3 separate regions of the Homo sapiens genome follow, and regions 1 and 2 are each linked to region 3. The links are chromatin loops, found by intact Hi-C in ENCODE. Cell type or tissue: heart right ventricle. All regions are shown on one strand. Links, peaks and the distances in the headings refer to the core of each region. The heading gives the core; the rest is flanking DNA. Region 1 overlaps ARHGAP17 (Rho GTPase activating protein 17). Region 2 overlaps ARHGAP17 (Rho GTPase activating protein 17). Region 3 overlaps TNRC6A (trinucleotide repeat containing adaptor 6A).

Evidence for each region. Peaks named below come from ENCODE experiments on the same cell type or tissue, not always from the same donor. Only the 100,000 strongest peaks of a DNase experiment are listed, where the experiment ranks them.
Region 1: a loop joins it to region 3, with 2.1 times the contacts of the local background. A loop is called at or near these places in 6 of 110 quality-filtered maps.
Region 2: a loop joins it to region 3, with 2.3 times the contacts of the local background. A loop is called at or near these places in 11 of 110 quality-filtered maps.

What each region holds. Positions count from the first base shown.
Region 1 is chr16:24,922,540-24,927,674 of GRCh38, forward strand. The region is part of intron 19 of ARHGAP17 (Rho GTPase activating protein 17); the gene reads right to left. Among named protein-coding and RNA genes, the nearest start is that of SLC5A11, 79 kb to the left of the region's middle. In heart right ventricle, for the core only: no CTCF peak of the experiment used is centred there; no DNase peak of the experiment used is centred there.
Region 2 is chr16:24,942,003-24,947,137 of GRCh38, forward strand. ARHGAP17 (Rho GTPase activating protein 17) reads right to left here. Exons shown (of 20, transcript NM_001006634.3): 15 at 1,769-1,860; 16 at 1-141. Among named protein-coding and RNA genes, the nearest start is that of ARHGAP17, 71 kb to the right of the region's middle. In heart right ventricle, for the core only: no CTCF peak of the experiment used is centred there; no DNase peak of the experiment used is centred there.
Region 3 is chr16:24,820,472-24,825,606 of GRCh38, forward strand. TNRC6A (trinucleotide repeat containing adaptor 6A) reads left to right here. Exons shown (of 25, transcript NM_014494.4): 23 at 1,606-1,676; 24 at 2,403-2,542; 25 at 2,961-5,135. The coding sequence ends at 3,336. Among named protein-coding and RNA genes, the nearest start is that of SLC5A11, 23 kb to the right of the region's middle. RefSeq lists an enhancer at 2,341-2,841. In heart right ventricle, for the core only: no CTCF peak of the experiment used is centred there; a DNase peak (open chromatin) is centred at 2,734; H3K27ac peaks cover 1,136 bases.

The DNA of each region.
Region 1 (5,135 bases), core at 1,270-3,769, 100 kb after region 3:
CCCTCTCTATTCCTACATGAATCAGTCCCTGAAAGAAACAATGACTTTGTTTACACACAAAAAGTAGAAAGAATTACGGCAACCTGTACAGAACCAGTTTTCAGAAAGAGACTTCATCACAGTAGCTAACATTAAAAAAAAAAATTTTTTTTTTGAGATGGGGTCTTGCTCTTTTGCCCAGGCTGGAGTGCAGTCGTGCAATCTCAGCTCACTGCAGCCTCCACCTCCTGGGCTCAACTGATCCTCCCACCTCAGCCTCCCGAGTAGCTAGGACTACAAGCATACGCCACCATGCCTGGCTAATTTTTTTTATTTTTGGTAGAGACAAGGTTTCACCATGTTGACTGGGCTGGTCTTGAACTCCTGGCCTCAAGCAATCCTCCCACCTCGGCTCCCCAAAGTGCTGGGATTACCAGCATGAGCCACCACACCCAGCCTCAGTAGCTGACATTACTATAGAGCACTTACTTACACCAGAGACTGTACTATACACCCACACTTTATTACATCGTCTCACTGAACCCCCACTAACTAATCCTAAGGCAGCAGAAATAAGAAAGGGAGACTCAGAGGCTCTATTCCTTGCCCAAGGTGACACAGCCAGTGTGGACCAAAGAGGATCAAAGCCAGATTGGTTGCACTCTGGCTCTTCGCATTACATTTTCCCTCCTCCCCAGAGGAGTCTGTAAATCCCTGGGTGAGGGCCTTCAAAGACATTATCCAAGATCATTGTTTCAGTCTTACAAACACTCTGGTTTGTTGTAAAAAGGAGAAAATGGTTATTTCAGAAAGACACCTGTAAGAACCTGGTTTGTCTGAAACACCTCTAAATCTTTCTGGCTATGAACTCGTATATTAACTGCACTCCAAGAAGGGCTGGTTTCTGAGCATATGCTTGGAGCTAAGTTCATACAAAAGATATTGTATTTAAAAAAACAAAATAGGCTGGGCGTGGTGGGATGATGGTGTGAGCCCAGAAGTTCGAGACCAGCCCAGGCAACATGAGACTCCGTCTCTATAAGAAAAACACAAAAATTAGCCGGGTGTGGTGGTGCATGCCTCTAGTTCCACCTTCCAGCTACTTGGGAGATTCGCTTGAGCCCAGGAGGTCAAGGCTGCAGTGGACTGGAATCACACCGCTGCACTCTAGCCTGGGCAACAGAGCAAGACCCTGTCTCTCTTTTTTTTAAAAAAAAAAAAAAAAAAAAAGAGAGAAACAGAGGATGACCTCCAGTAACCAGCCTCAGCCCAAAGGCAGAACTTGATACAGTTCATCTCAGATTTGGGGCTCTGACAAATGTAACCCAGGTTCCTTCCTGCACTGAGTATCTCATCCAGGAAACAGAAGTGGGTATTTAAGAGCTAGAAGTGGAATGTTATCACTGAGGGTAAGGTTCTAGAAGATTTACTTATTACTTCAACAATTTTGAATATGTGCTTTCTCGGTTGTGAACTCACCCTTCAAGAAGTCCAAGGTGATTCTGATAGCCACTTTGACAAGTAACAGATCCAAATATGCCCTTGAAAGTAAGTGGTGCAGGCACAACTGCAGGGCGAATAAACTCCCTCCCCCTCTCCACCACCCATCCCTCTTCTCAGACCTAGAGTCTCAGGGAATGCCTTCCTTCACCAGTGAACGGTTTGAGTCTTAAACACTCTGGTTGATTGTTGTAAAAAAGAGATAAAGGTTATTTTAGAAAGACACTTGTAAGAACCTGGTTTTCTTTAAACACCTCTAAACGTCTCTGGCTATGAATTTATATATTATTTGCATTCCAAGAAGGGCTGGTCTTTGAGCATACTGCTTGGAGCTAAGTTTATATGACAAGTATTATATTTCAAAATTAAAAAAAAGCAAAAAATCAGACAAAAAAGAAACCTTTTATTGGAGGTCTCTTTTCTGTTTTTTTTTTTTTTAAATAAAATATCTACTGTATGAACTTAGTTCCAAGCAATATCCTCAAAGACCAGCCCTTGGAAGGCAGAGAATATATAAATTCACAACCAAAGAGGTTTAGGGTGCTTTTAGAAAGCAGGTTCTGGCTGGGTGTGGTAGCTCATGCCTGTAATCCCAGCACTTTGGGAGGCCGAGGCAGGCAGATCACCTGAGGTCAGGAGTTCAAGACCAGCCTGGCCAACATGGTGAAACCCCGTCTATACTAAAAATACAAAAATTAGCCGAGCACGGTAGTGAGTGCCTGTAATCCCAGCTACTCAGGAGGCTGAGGCAGGAGAATCGCTTGAACCTGGGAGGTGGAGGTCACAGTGAGCTGAGATCGCACCACTGCATTCCATTCTGAGCAACGGGGTAAGACTCAGTCTCAAAAATAAAAAAAAATAAAAAAAAAAGCAGGTTCTAACAGGTGTCTTTCTAAAATAACCTTTTTCTCCTTTTTACAATGTAATACCTGTCATATAAACTTAGCTCTAACCAGAGTGTTTAAGACCCAAACCATTATTTCCTCAGATAATGTCTTCACTTTCAGGATCCTCACCCAAGGATATACACAACTCTTTTGGGAAAGAGGGAAAATGTTAGGGTGATTAAGAATGATGGGGCCAGGTGCGGTGGCTCATGCCTGTAATCCTAGCACTTTGGGAGGCAGAAGTGAGTGGATCACTTGAAGTCATGAGTTGGAGACCAGCCTGGCCAATATGGCAAAACCCTGTCTCTACTAAAAATACAAAAATCAGCCAGGTGTTGCCACACCTGCCTATAATCCCAGCTACTTGGGAGGCTGAGGCAAGAGAACTGCTTAAACCAGGAAGGCAGGGGTTGCCGTGTGCCAAGATTGCACCACTGCACTCCAGCCTGGGTGACAGAGCAAGACTCTGTCTCAAAAAATACACAAAATAAATAAACAGAAGAATGACAGTCCAACCAATCTGGCTTTGATCCTCTTTGGTTGAAGTAGAATTGTGTAATTTTATCAGGAACTGATGATTTCTCGTCAGTTTTCTAGGGCTATTAGAGACTCTGAGTCAACTATTCAGGAGTGATTCTGTTCAAGTCTCACTGGATGTTATCTTGACACAATTCTGATTATCTACTTATTAAAAATAAACTGCAAGTAGAAACAGAAGCCACTTAAATATCCAACTAGGAGTAATAATACATCTGGTTGATGAAACATTATGTAGTCACTGAAAAACATGGTTCTAAAAATTACATTATCACATGAGAACGAGCATATGATGTAAAGTGAAATAAAAGGATCCAAATCTGTCTATGTCAAATAATTATGCTCATGTACCTCCTTGCCTTCTAGAAAAACTAAAAGAAAAAAAGGGGCGGGTGTGGTGGCTCACGCCTGTAATCCCAGCACTTTGGGAGGCCGAGACGGGCAGATCACAAGGTCAGCAGATCGAGACCATCTTGGCTAACATGGTGAAACCCTGTCTCTACTAAAAATACAAAAAATTAGCTGGGCGTGGTGGTGGGCGCCTGTAGTCCCAGCTACTCGGGAGGCTGAGGCAGAAGAATGGTGTGAACCCAGGAGGCGGAGCTTGCAGTGAGCCAAGATCGTGCCACTGCACTCCAGCCTGGGGAACAGAGTGAGACTCCGTCTGAAAAAAAAAAAAGAAAAGAAAAGAAAAGAGAAGAGAAGAGAAGAGAAGAGGAGAAAAGAAAAAAAGTAGAATATAAATGGCAGACTTTTTCAATTGTATAGCTACAGTTGATTTCTTATTATTTCCATTTCTCAAGAGTTTTAATATCCATGCTTATTTTTATTTATTTGAGACAGAGTCTCACTCTGTCACCCAGGCTGGAGTGTAGTGGCACGATCTCAGCTCACTGCGACCTCCACCTCCTGGGTTCAAGCAGTTCTCCTGCCTTGGCCTCCCAAGTAGCTGGGATTACAGGCACCCACCACGACACCCAGCTAACTTTTTGTATTTTCAGTAGAGATGGGGTTTCCCCATGTTGGCCAGGCTGGTCTTGAACTCCTGACCTCAAGTGATCCACCCGCCTCAGCCTCCCAAAGTGCTGGGATTACAGGCGTGAGCCACCGTGCCCCAGCTCATGCTTATTTTTAAAAAGGCATTACTTACATGACATAAGAAGGGTGAGAGTTTAAAAAGCAAACACTATGAAATTAGCCAGCAAAGTGTCCAGGCTTATGGCTACTTTGTGAGTGATTTGGTCTATCTGTGGTACAGTGGACTAACGCCTCACAGACAGTCTCAGGCTCACTAAATTATATGAATGTATATGTTATCTCCTTCTGCAGAGCATTGTCTTTTTAACCCATGAAAGAAGTGAGATTCAAAAAACCAAGTGGTGCATCAGAATCAAAATATGGATACCTGGGTTCCACCCCCAGTCTCCTGTGTTTGGGTCCTAGAAGGCCGGGTCCGGGCGTATGAGTTTTTAAAACCCTGATATGTGAATCTAACATAGAAATCTGATTAAAACTATTTTCTTCTAGATAAAAATGATAAATAGCAGGCCAGGCACAATGGCTCACACCTATAATCCCAGCACTTTGGGAGGCTGAGGAGGCCGGATCACCTAAGGTCAGGAGTTCGAGACCAGCCTGGCCAACATGGTGAAGCCCCGTCTCTACTAAAAATAAAAAAAATAGCCAGATGTGGTGGCAGGCGCCTATAATCCCAGGTACTCAGGAGGCTGAGGCAGGAGAATTGCTTGAACCTGGGAGGCGGAGCTTGCAGTGAGCCGAGATTGCGCGTATATTAAGAACTGTAACTGGCTAACAGAATAATCTTGGACTTTCTCTTATTTCATCTTCAACAATTTAGACAGATGTCACCACTTTACAGATCAGCCAGGTTGTGCCTAGCCTATGTTATACCAAGAGCTGAAATTCTAACTCAGTCAGGTCTGACTCCATAATGTGTGTTCTTCCTACTATACCTCAAGCTTGCCTGATATGGAAAAGAATGGAAATTAAAGAAGTAACAAGGACAGCCCTGTGACCACCTGTTCCACATCTGGGTACACACTTAGTATTCCGAATCATTGCAGCAAGCATCAACAAAGCCAGTCCTCCTTCAGTGCATGCACTATTAGTAGGGATGCAAGCAGGCAGGGTTAGGGTGGCCAGTTAGTAACAGGCATGAGTGCACAAATATGATCATCAAGTAGCAAAAATGCATTGGCCAATCAGGTGCCT
Region 2 (5,135 bases), core at 1,605-4,104, 120 kb after region 3:
AGTCTCCTTCCATCACCGCCATGCTAGCAGGCCGCTTCCTCTCCAGGGTCCCCGAGTCAGAGTCGTTTCCAGTGTGGAATGAGTGATTAGAACTCGGGGTGGTGAGAGGTACAAATGCTTCTGATACATTAAATTCCACCTCTGCAAGAGGAAAAATAAACAAGTGCATGAGACACTGAGCACAGCAGGCGAGGGAGCTCTAAGACACCCCTCATTGGAACGGGAACCTCGTTCTTCAGTCCACAGCCCTCACTATTTCAAAGTGGAAGCTCCAGGCACTCACATCGCAAGAATGGTCCATCAAACCAGTGGGAAGTAATGTTAAGAGGACAAGACAGGGGAAGAAGTATGGGTCAGAATATAAGTTACACACTTTTGTGCTTTCTCTTTTGTGGAAAAAAAATAAATAAAAACAAATCTAGAATGTAGAAGAGGACGATGAGCACAGATCACTTATTTGAATCATTCAAAAAGAGACATTTAGCTGGGTGTGGTGGCTCATGCCTGCAATCTCAGCACTTTGGGAGGCCAAGGCAGGCGGATCACTTGAGGTCAGGAGTTCAAGACCAGCCTGGCCAAGAACGTGAAACCCCGTCTCTACTAAAAATACAAAAAATTAGCTGGGCATGGTGATGTATGCCTGTATTCCCAGCTACTCAGGAGGCTGAGGCAGGAGAATCGCTTGAACCTGGGAGGCAGAGGTTGCAGTGGGCCGAGATCGCGCCACTGCACTTCAGCCTGGGCGACAGAGCAAGACTCTGTCTCAAAAAAAAAAAAAAAAAGAGAGATATTTACACTTTAATATAAAATAGAAATAAAAGGCAACATCAAGTTCATACTGCCTTTAGCAGTTTTTGCAAGAATCATTTCCTCAAAGGAAACCTTGAGCAGAATGCTAGCATTCGCTCATCCATCCCATCCTCACTGGGCAACCTATATGAATGAGGCGTGATTCCTGATGGTGACAAAACAGTGGTAAAGAAAAGATGGGCTCAGTGGTGAGGGAAAGATGGGTATCATGGGGCTTGCACCCCACGGGACATGGCAGCAGGGTTGCTCTGGGGGAAGTAGGTGTGGGGGATCCGGAATTCCAACACTTGCCTGGCCAGCATCCCCAAAGGGGGCCATGGGAACCTCTGTGGATCCCAGAACTGCAACAAACCTAGTTTGAAAATCTATTGCCAGCAGGATGAAATACTAATTCCCTGACACAGCCAACTCAGGCCTTCACCAGCTGGCCCCGATCAACCTTTCCTGCTTTATCTCCTATCTATGGGCAAATCCATAATCTAGCTAGAGAAACAAGCCCTCTTCCAAGTGAAAAACTCCAGCATATTCAACATCGCCTCTTCTAAAAACCAATCCCTGGTTCCCTTTTCCCAGCACTTGAGTTTGTCAAATCTTTCTCCATCCACCTATCTTCTAATGTGCCTTGTGTTATAATTTATCTGTTCATGTGGCCATCTTCTCCAGTGGCCGGAGTTCCCCCAGGTAAGACGGCATGTTTCACCAGCAAACATATGGCACCCAGTGGGTATTCAACATACACTGACTGGCTATGTTTTAGTGAAACTAAGTGAAATACAATACAATATGATTACCATCATGTCAAAATACAAATGCAATGAACAAAGGCTGGAAAGAAACATGAAAAAGTGAAACCAATTACGTAATCATGAAGAAGGATTACAGATGTATTCTCTTAAGAAGACTTTTTGTACGATTATCACATTGCTTTGGCGGTCAATGAAACTGAAGTGAGAATTACCTTCAGGGAAGAACCAGTCGGCATGCTGAATGATGGGTTCAATCACTGCAACCACATGGACGGATGTGGCTGCTGCCATTTCAGCAAGTGTTCTGCAAAGCAAGTTCACAAAATTAAAATACTTCCTGTAGGCAGCATCTAATTTCTTCTGGTTGTGTCAGGGCAATTCAATTATTTTTAAAGGATAAAATATTTAAAAGATGCAAAAATCAAAATCACTGGCCGGGTGTGGTGGCTCACACCTGTAACCCCAGCACTTTGGGAGGCTGAGGCGGGCGGATCACAAGGTCAAGAGATCGAGACAATCCTGGCCAACATGGTGAAACCCCGTCTGTACTAAAAATACAAAAATTAGCCAGGCGTGGTGGTGCGTTCGCATAGTCCCAGCTACTCGGGAGGCTGAGGCAGGAGAATCGCTTGAACCCGGAAGATGGAGGTTGCAGTGAGCCAAGATCAGGCCACTGCACTCCAGCCTAGTGACAGAGCGAAACTCTGTCTCAAAAAAAAAAAAAAAAAATCAAATTCACATGGTCCTGGTCTATGAATGTGGCCGTGATCACCCAGGAAAAAATGACTCTGGCTTGGCTGCTCCTTAGTGTGCACTGTGATAACAACCACAGTGTCTGCTACACACAGACCCTGGGGGCAGCAAAACCAGTCAGTCAACAATGCTGTGTCAAATGCTGGTTTTAAACTGGTCTGTAAAGAGGGTTGCACTTTCCCACTGGAATAGCATCACACATGGGTGGTAGCTATGTTCTAAGACTAAAGATTACTAAAAAGCAATTTTGCCTACGATATCACCAAGAACATGCATTGTTACAGTGTGCCTTTTATTTTTTATTTTTTTATTTTTTATTTTTTGAGACAGAATCTCGCTCTATCGCCCAGGCTGGAGTGCAGTGGCGCTATCTCAGCTCACTGCAAGCTCCGCCTCCTGGGTTCACACCATTCTCCTGCCTCAGCCTCCCGAGTAGCTGGGACTACAGGCACCTGCCACCGCGCCCAGCTAATTTTTTGTATTTTTAGTAGAGACAGGGTTTCACGGTGTTAGCCAGGATGGTCTCGATCTCCTGACCTTGTGATCTGCCCGTCTCGGCCTCCCAAAGTGCTGGGATTACAGGCGTGAGCCACCGCGCCTGGCAAATGTGCCTTTTATTATGTTGAAACCTGAGCCTCCCATTCACACGTAAGGTCATCATATATGTGGACTAGTCTCAAGATGAGTGTTCAGATGTTAATAGTGTCTGACGCCAAGGCTCAAAAAGAAGAAAATAAGTAGGCCAGACGCAGTGGCTCACACCTGTAATCCCAGCACTTTGGGAGGCTGAGGCAGTTAGACCAGGAGTTCAAGACCAGCCTGGACAACATAGTGAAATCCCATCTCTACAAAAATACAAAAATTGGCCAGGTGTGGTGGCATGCATCTGTATTCCCAGCTACCGGAGAGGCTGGGGTTGGAGGATAGCCTGAGCCCAGGAGGTTGCGGCTGCAGTGAGCCATGATCACACCACTGCACTCCAGCCTGGAGAACAAAGCGAGAACTTGTCTCAAAAAAAAAAAGAAAGGAAGAAAGAAGAAGAAGAAGAAGAAAAAAGTAAGAGTTATTATCACTGCTATCAAGCTCCTGTTTCAGCTGAGAGTCAGAACACCACAAAAGCAAACCACCTGCAAAAGGCCTGACACTTTCTGGCCACCTACCAGGCTTCAGGTTCTTCACCTCGCTTAATTTTTACAACAACCCGTTATGAGGCCTACATGAGGACACTGGGTTCCCAAGCTCAATCCCAGGTCTGACTGCCTCAAACCTCTCCTCTCCTATCACTCTGACCTCTCTTCCCATCAGAGTATTTTCACCCACTTTCCGACCAAGTAAAATTTCTTGCTCCTTTCAAATTCCAGCTTAAAATTGAAGCTCTGCCTGTAAATGATCCTTCCCAGCCTTCCTCCCATGTGGAATCTGATCAGTCTGTGTGCCTTAAAACTCTGCTGGATTAGGGAGGAACTGTCCTCTCCATCCTTTCCCATTTTTCTTTTAGGAGAGTACTGGAAAGCTAATAAGGGTTAATAAGGACACAGGCTCTGTATCCAGAACCTGGGCACACCAGTTCCCTGCTGTGTGACCTTAAGCAAATTACTTTTTCTTTCTAAGAGTCAGCGTCCTCATCTGCAAAAACAAGGACAACAGTATAAATGTCAATGATTCAACCTCTATTTGCTATATATTTCTAATCAATTTCTCCTTTATGTCCTCTATTCAAAAGGTTACTTCTGATTACTAAATGAGATCATCACAATGCCATCCACAGAGTGACAATTTCCCAGAAGCTTTCCAGCGGATCCCCCGACCCCTCCTCTATTCAATCTACATTTTGCAATGCCAATAAAGTTATCTAAGTGCAACTTAAGACATTATTCTGCTTAGGAACCTTAATGAATGACTCCCCACCACCCAGAAAATAAGTCCCAGACACCTCAGTACAATGTGTGAGGCCCTTGAAGGCTCTGGCCTTCCCAGTCACAGCCTCATGTTCTCTGTCTTCAAGTTTCACGAAGCCACGTGACATGCCCATAAACGATGGAAACCAGGCCCTTTCAACAGTGTCTTGGCCCATCCAGGTCCTGGCTGTACGAAACTGTTAACTCATCAAGGTACAGCTCCAGTGCCATTCCCTAACCAGAGCTTTCCCTGACTTCTCAGCCTGAATTATGTTTCTTTACCTCTGCTGCCGTCATACTTGATAAAGGGGGCAGAATACGCTATCCCAAAATATGCTCCTTAGGCATAGGATTATTTTGAGTTAAAGACACTTGAAAACCATCACATGCAAGAAGAGGGCTCCGACCTTCCTTTTTCATCCTGAAAGCAGGAGATAAACTCCCATGTGAAGGATGCCCTCCTTATACCAGGAGGAAAGAAACATTCCTAACACCAGGGACGGGGAGGCAAGGCTGAGGGAAACCTCCATAAACAAACCTTGCTGAACGAATCCTTATCTTCCTAGTCACTTCTCCACAACTAACTGCCCTAGCCCATGCTCCTTTGTCTGGTCACGTTTTCACAATTTACTTTTTGTCCAACTTCATATATAAGCATTCAGTTCCACCTGCTTCTTTGGATCTTCCTTTTCCTATGGGAACTCCAATGTCAGACATGACACTGATGCTTCAAATTCATCATAATATACGTGAAATCCCATTCCCAGTAGTCCCAAGTTACTCTCCAAAGTGATGTGTTTTTTTATTAATGTGCTAAGTAGGCATGAATTAAATGGCTTCTCTGCTGGGCATTAAAATGTAAAAATCTGTATGCTTTCTCCTGTTAACCTGTCTTATGTCCATTTAGTTCTCAGGCCCAGCCAGACAC
Region 3 (5,135 bases), core at 1,780-4,279:
CAGGGGGAATGAGAACTTCGGTAAACAAATGATCCACCCAAAGGCACACAACAGGCTGCAATAACATTAATGCATTAGGAAGCTCCATTGTCTCAGAAGTTCCTCAAGACTACATCTTAAAATGTGTAGGAACTTCCTGCTCATGGCAGGCTTAAACCACATCACATGGAGCAGAAGGCAGTATTGGGCAAGTCTGGGGAACATGGGAGCAGGCCATCTGGGCCTTGAAGACTAGGGGGGTAGCTTGGCCTGTATTAAATGGGGACATTTGAGAGTGAAAGAGAGTGCTGTTGATTAATCATACATGGCCAACAGGCATAAGCCAGAAGGCCCCGGCAGTCTGGTTCCTCTGCCTTTCCTCATTCTATAATGACTAACATTGGATTTGTACTGGCATCATTTCCTGCCTGTGCTGTCTCCACACCATACATATACACACACAGCCCCAGATGAGCCTAGCAGTTTCCCCAGTAAATACAGTCTTATCCTTCACTCTACCTTGCCTGCAAACTACCAAACATTCCCATCTTCAAGCTGAAAATGAGTAATAAAACCTCATTAATATTTTCTGATTAAATATGTAATTTCTGATCTTTAGACAGGTGATTGGCTGTAGGAAAACTTGCAGCTTTTCCTTTGAGTGCGGGTTAATTATAGGAAAAGAACACTAAAGTACGTGCCAAGCTGCTGAATGCAAGTTAACATAATTGGTGTGGTGTGAGTGGTTTTTGGTTTGGTGTGAGTGGTTTTTGGAGGCCGCAGACATCTGTCTGGATGCCAGCTAAGAGACTGGCAGCACACAGCGAGGGGCGCTAGTGAAAGTGGCCCAGGAACCCACCCCAGGGAGGCTTGGTGCAGTTGAGTGGAATTAGGAAACCTGTAGGAGTAAGCCAAGCGAACCGAGGGGCAGCCTCTGCCAAGGCCCAGACACCGGAGAAAGCACAAAGGCTCCCGTTGGAGTGATGAGAGGATTGCAGGGAGTGGAGGAGGATTCCGTGAGAGGTGGATAGGCCTGAGCTGTGTCATGGAATGGTCTTTCCCAGCACCTGAAGTGTTTGTGAGGTGCCTTGAGTTGCAGATGGGGTCAGGGATGAGGGCTGTACTCCCAGGGGAAGGGTGGATGCCACAGGGGTCCAGCAGGAAGGCCAGATGGGGAGCCCCTGCAGTAACCCCGGGGAAAACAAGGAGCATCTGTGCGATCGCAAGCTCTGGAATCCCCTTAAAGCTTCATGCCCTGAAGGACACACACGCAGAGTGATCAGACACTACTGAAGTCTTCCCCAGATGGTACCGTTTGAGATTATTTTAGCTCCTATCAATGAGAAGATCTCAAAAAGATGCAGCCTTTTGTGGCTCACTGCCCTCCTCTGTGGTGAACTGGGAGCCATTCTGAGCTCACTGTCGCCAGAGGCAGAGCCCCCTGCCATAGGAGTTAATGCCTGGCCATGGCTAGGGCGAGCTGAAATTCTGGGCCTAGGGAGAAAGCCTCCCATGTAGAAGTGCAAGGAAGTGAAGGAAGTCAAGAGGCCAGGTGATCTGCTAAGTAACTGTAGTTGGGCTCTTTCAGTCCTGGAAAACTGACTTGTCCTTTTTTTCCTTGTTTAGGTTCCAGCTGGGGTGAGAGCAGCTCAGGGAGAATAACAAATTGGCTTGTTCTAAAAAACCTTACACCTCAGGTAAGGATACCAGATACGCTGGTTTATGTGGCTACGCCAGGGAGCATGGGAACAGAGGTTCGGGTCTGTATGTGAGACAAGGGCTGCTAGGTGGTAGTGAAGCCGAGCAGAGGAAACAGCAGAGGAGTGGTCTGTAGACCTCAGGCAGGCTGTGGTCGAATCTGGTGGTTCACGCTGTAATGTGCCTGGGAACCAACCAAGCATACAGATTCCCAGGCCTCACCCAGAGATTGAGTCAGTAGATCTGGGCTAGGGGCTGGGACTCTGCATTTGTATGAGGGCCTGCAGATGAATTTGACACAGGTGGTCCTTGTTGGCACATGGAGAAATCCTGGTCTGCCCCTGAGGTGAGAGCATTTTCTTAGCCCCTGGCCTGCGCCCTCCTCTGGAGGCTGGGTGTTGAGCTCCCACCTCCCTCCTCCCTCAGGGAGCAGAACCTTGATGGATGCTGTCCTCAGGGCAGGGAAGAGAGAAGACATGGAGCCACAGTGGGGATCTGGGGAGTGTCCAGGAGTCTAGAGGCCAGAGCGGTATGGCTCTGGGAGCAGTGGAGGTGGGGAAGATGGCTCTGCACCCCGTCAGAGCAACGTCAGAGTGTCAGTGAAGAGTGGTGCCAGGAGCACAGAGCCTCAGGAAAGAGAGGAGGGGCAGCAGTGCAGCCTGAAACAGCCTCCTGGAGGGCCCGCGGTGACGCCTCTCACTGGCAGTTTCCACACTGTTTCCTAGATCGATGGCTCAACTCTGCGCACTCTGTGCATGCAGCACGGCCCGCTGATCACATTCCACCTGAACCTCCCTCACGGAAATGCTCTGGTCCGCTACAGTTCAAAAGAAGAGGTAGTGAAGGCACAAAAGTCTCTGCACATGTAAGTTGGCTGTTGGGCTCCCAGTTGGAAGAGTCTAGGGGAAGGAGTGTGAGAGCACAGCCTGACCCGGGGCAGTGCACAGGGTCCTGCGTGGGTGGCTCCTGCTGGCTGCAGTAGTGCCCTGATTCCAAGGTCGGCATTCCTAAGCGGGGAATCAGACCTGGCTAGATGGCCCTAGAAAGTCCCTTACGTTGCCCATGGCAGACAGAGGAAGTTCGCTCTGGGCAAGGCACCAGGCCCTGGAGAGCTGTGGGTGCACACTCGGGTGAAGGGAGGGCACGCAGGTTATGTGGTGTAGTCTCTCCCTCTGTGCCTTCTGTGGCTTTTCTAGCAGAGACAAGTTGCACCCTCACTTGTGAGTGAATGAAGCCCTCCTGGTGTGCTGTCCTCACGTGTCCGCGGTGCCTCTCTCCTCTAGGTGTGTACTGGGGAACACTACTATTCTTGCTGAGTTTGCCAGTGAAGAGGAGATCAGTCGTTTCTTTGCACAAAGCCAGTCTCTGACCCCTTCTCCCGGCTGGCAGTCTCTCGGGTCCAGCCAGAGCCGGCTGGGCTCCCTCGACTGTTCCCACTCATTCTCCAGCCGGACCGATCTCAATCACTGGAATGGTGCTGGGCTGTCGGGAACTAACTGTGGAGACCTTCACGGCACTTCACTCTGGGGGACCCCGCATTATTCCACAAGCCTGTGGGGTCCCCCAAGCAGCAGCGACCCCCGAGGAATTAGCAGCCCATCTCCCATTAACGCTTTTCTTTCTGTTGACCACCTGGGTGGGGGTGGAGAGTCCATGTAACAGTGTAGATGCAGACTCACCGACCGGGACCTCAGACGCGAGGGAAAGGAGCACTAAGTGGGGCTCGCCGCCTGCAGCCAGGGGCCGCCTGTGGGAACAGCTATTCTCTGCACATTTTCCACTTTGTTTTCCCCAAAACATATCAGTTTGAATACTTGAATCATGCAGGCCAATATTATAATGTGAAAAGGTATCTACTCTATTTACACTCCCAAATAGCGCCATACATGCTAAACCGTAGAGAATGAGCTCGCTTGTGTCTATTCATCATGTTTAGCCTTTGGATTCTTTTTTTTTTTTTCCTTCTATTCCTCCCCAACCCCCCCCCCCGCCCCTTTTTTTCTCTCTTGCAAAACCATTTTTTGGGCTGATAACGTATGAGCTTTTCCCTTTGCACTGAATGATGTTCTCTCCGTCTCATCGGCAGTATGGGGGGCAGCTGTCCCAGTGTCAATGTTTACTCAAGGGTGTTCTTAGGAGGCGTGCGCTCTCTACTATGCCTTGATGTTGCCTACCTTATTGTGGTATCGTGGAGTTTAAAAGATCAAGTTAGGATGCTGACTTAGGATTATTAATGAAAGTGTTGCACCAGTTTTTTCATGTTGTAAAACTAAAGAATTTCGCTCTGCAGTTTGAAAAACTGTGGCCACAGCTGTGACTTGCAGCCCACCTGCCACCCAGGACGGGCCCTGCACTTTGAATAGGCTTTCCATTTTGTTTTGGAGGTTCTCACTTTGAACCTTCTTGTTTACAGATTTTTTTGTTTGTTTTTTGAGAAAAAAAAATGTTTACTCTTCCATCATTTAAAAAAAATGTAAAAGACAAAAAAAAAATGGAGGATGATTTAAAAGATGCTTTCTATCTCTGGGAAAAAGGAGCAGCATTTGGCCATGTTCTTTTGTTTTTCTATTCCTGTCCCAAATCAAAGAGCATGGTTCTCAGGAAAACCAGTTCCCCAGTTTAAAAAAAAAAAAAAAAATTCCTTGTAGTTTCTTAGAGGAAAAAAAGAAAAACCCCAACTTTTAGCACTGATACTACATATTGCTCTGTTAAAGAATTTTCTCTGCCAAAAAAAAAGAAAAAACAAAAAAACGCTTAAAGCTGGAGTTTGACATTCTGCTTTCAGATGCTGTCTTTTTATTAGTGAGTGATGATGGTTTGCTAATAATCAATAGGTAATAATTTTTTGTAATCCCATCAAGTGGCTCCATATGTTTCTGCTCTCTCGTGACTGTGTTAATGTTTAACTGTTGTACCTTAAAGCCGAAATCAGTAACTATGCATACTGTAACCAAGGTATTGGGCTTACAGAGTTGTTTGTTGTATAAAGAAAATTTTAAATGTTGTTGCAAACTAACGAGTTACACCATTTTAAACTTTCTTTCCTCCCCCCTTTTTTTGCCCACAAATGGTATTATAATGCTTGCTTAGTCAAAGAAGAGAGACTAAACAAGGGTAAAAATTTTAACAGTACAGAATTTGCCATCATATCATTGCCTTGATTCTAACTGTTTGTGTCCTAAGATGCAAAAGAAGTCAGTGGCTTTTAACTGTTTACAAATAGAATGTGATTGTAAAATGTACAGTTTGGTTGTGTTTGAATTATGAAATTTCTTCAGATATAATAAACCATGACTTTTTGGCTGCTCAACATTAATTGTCTCCTTTTTGTGAATTTATTTGTAGGCTCTTTTTTATAATGAAAGTTTCAAAGTTGCTATGTATGAGGGTTCTCATAGAGCAACCGATTAAAAATCTAAGCAAATATTTGAACATTTTATCTGAACTCATCACAATTT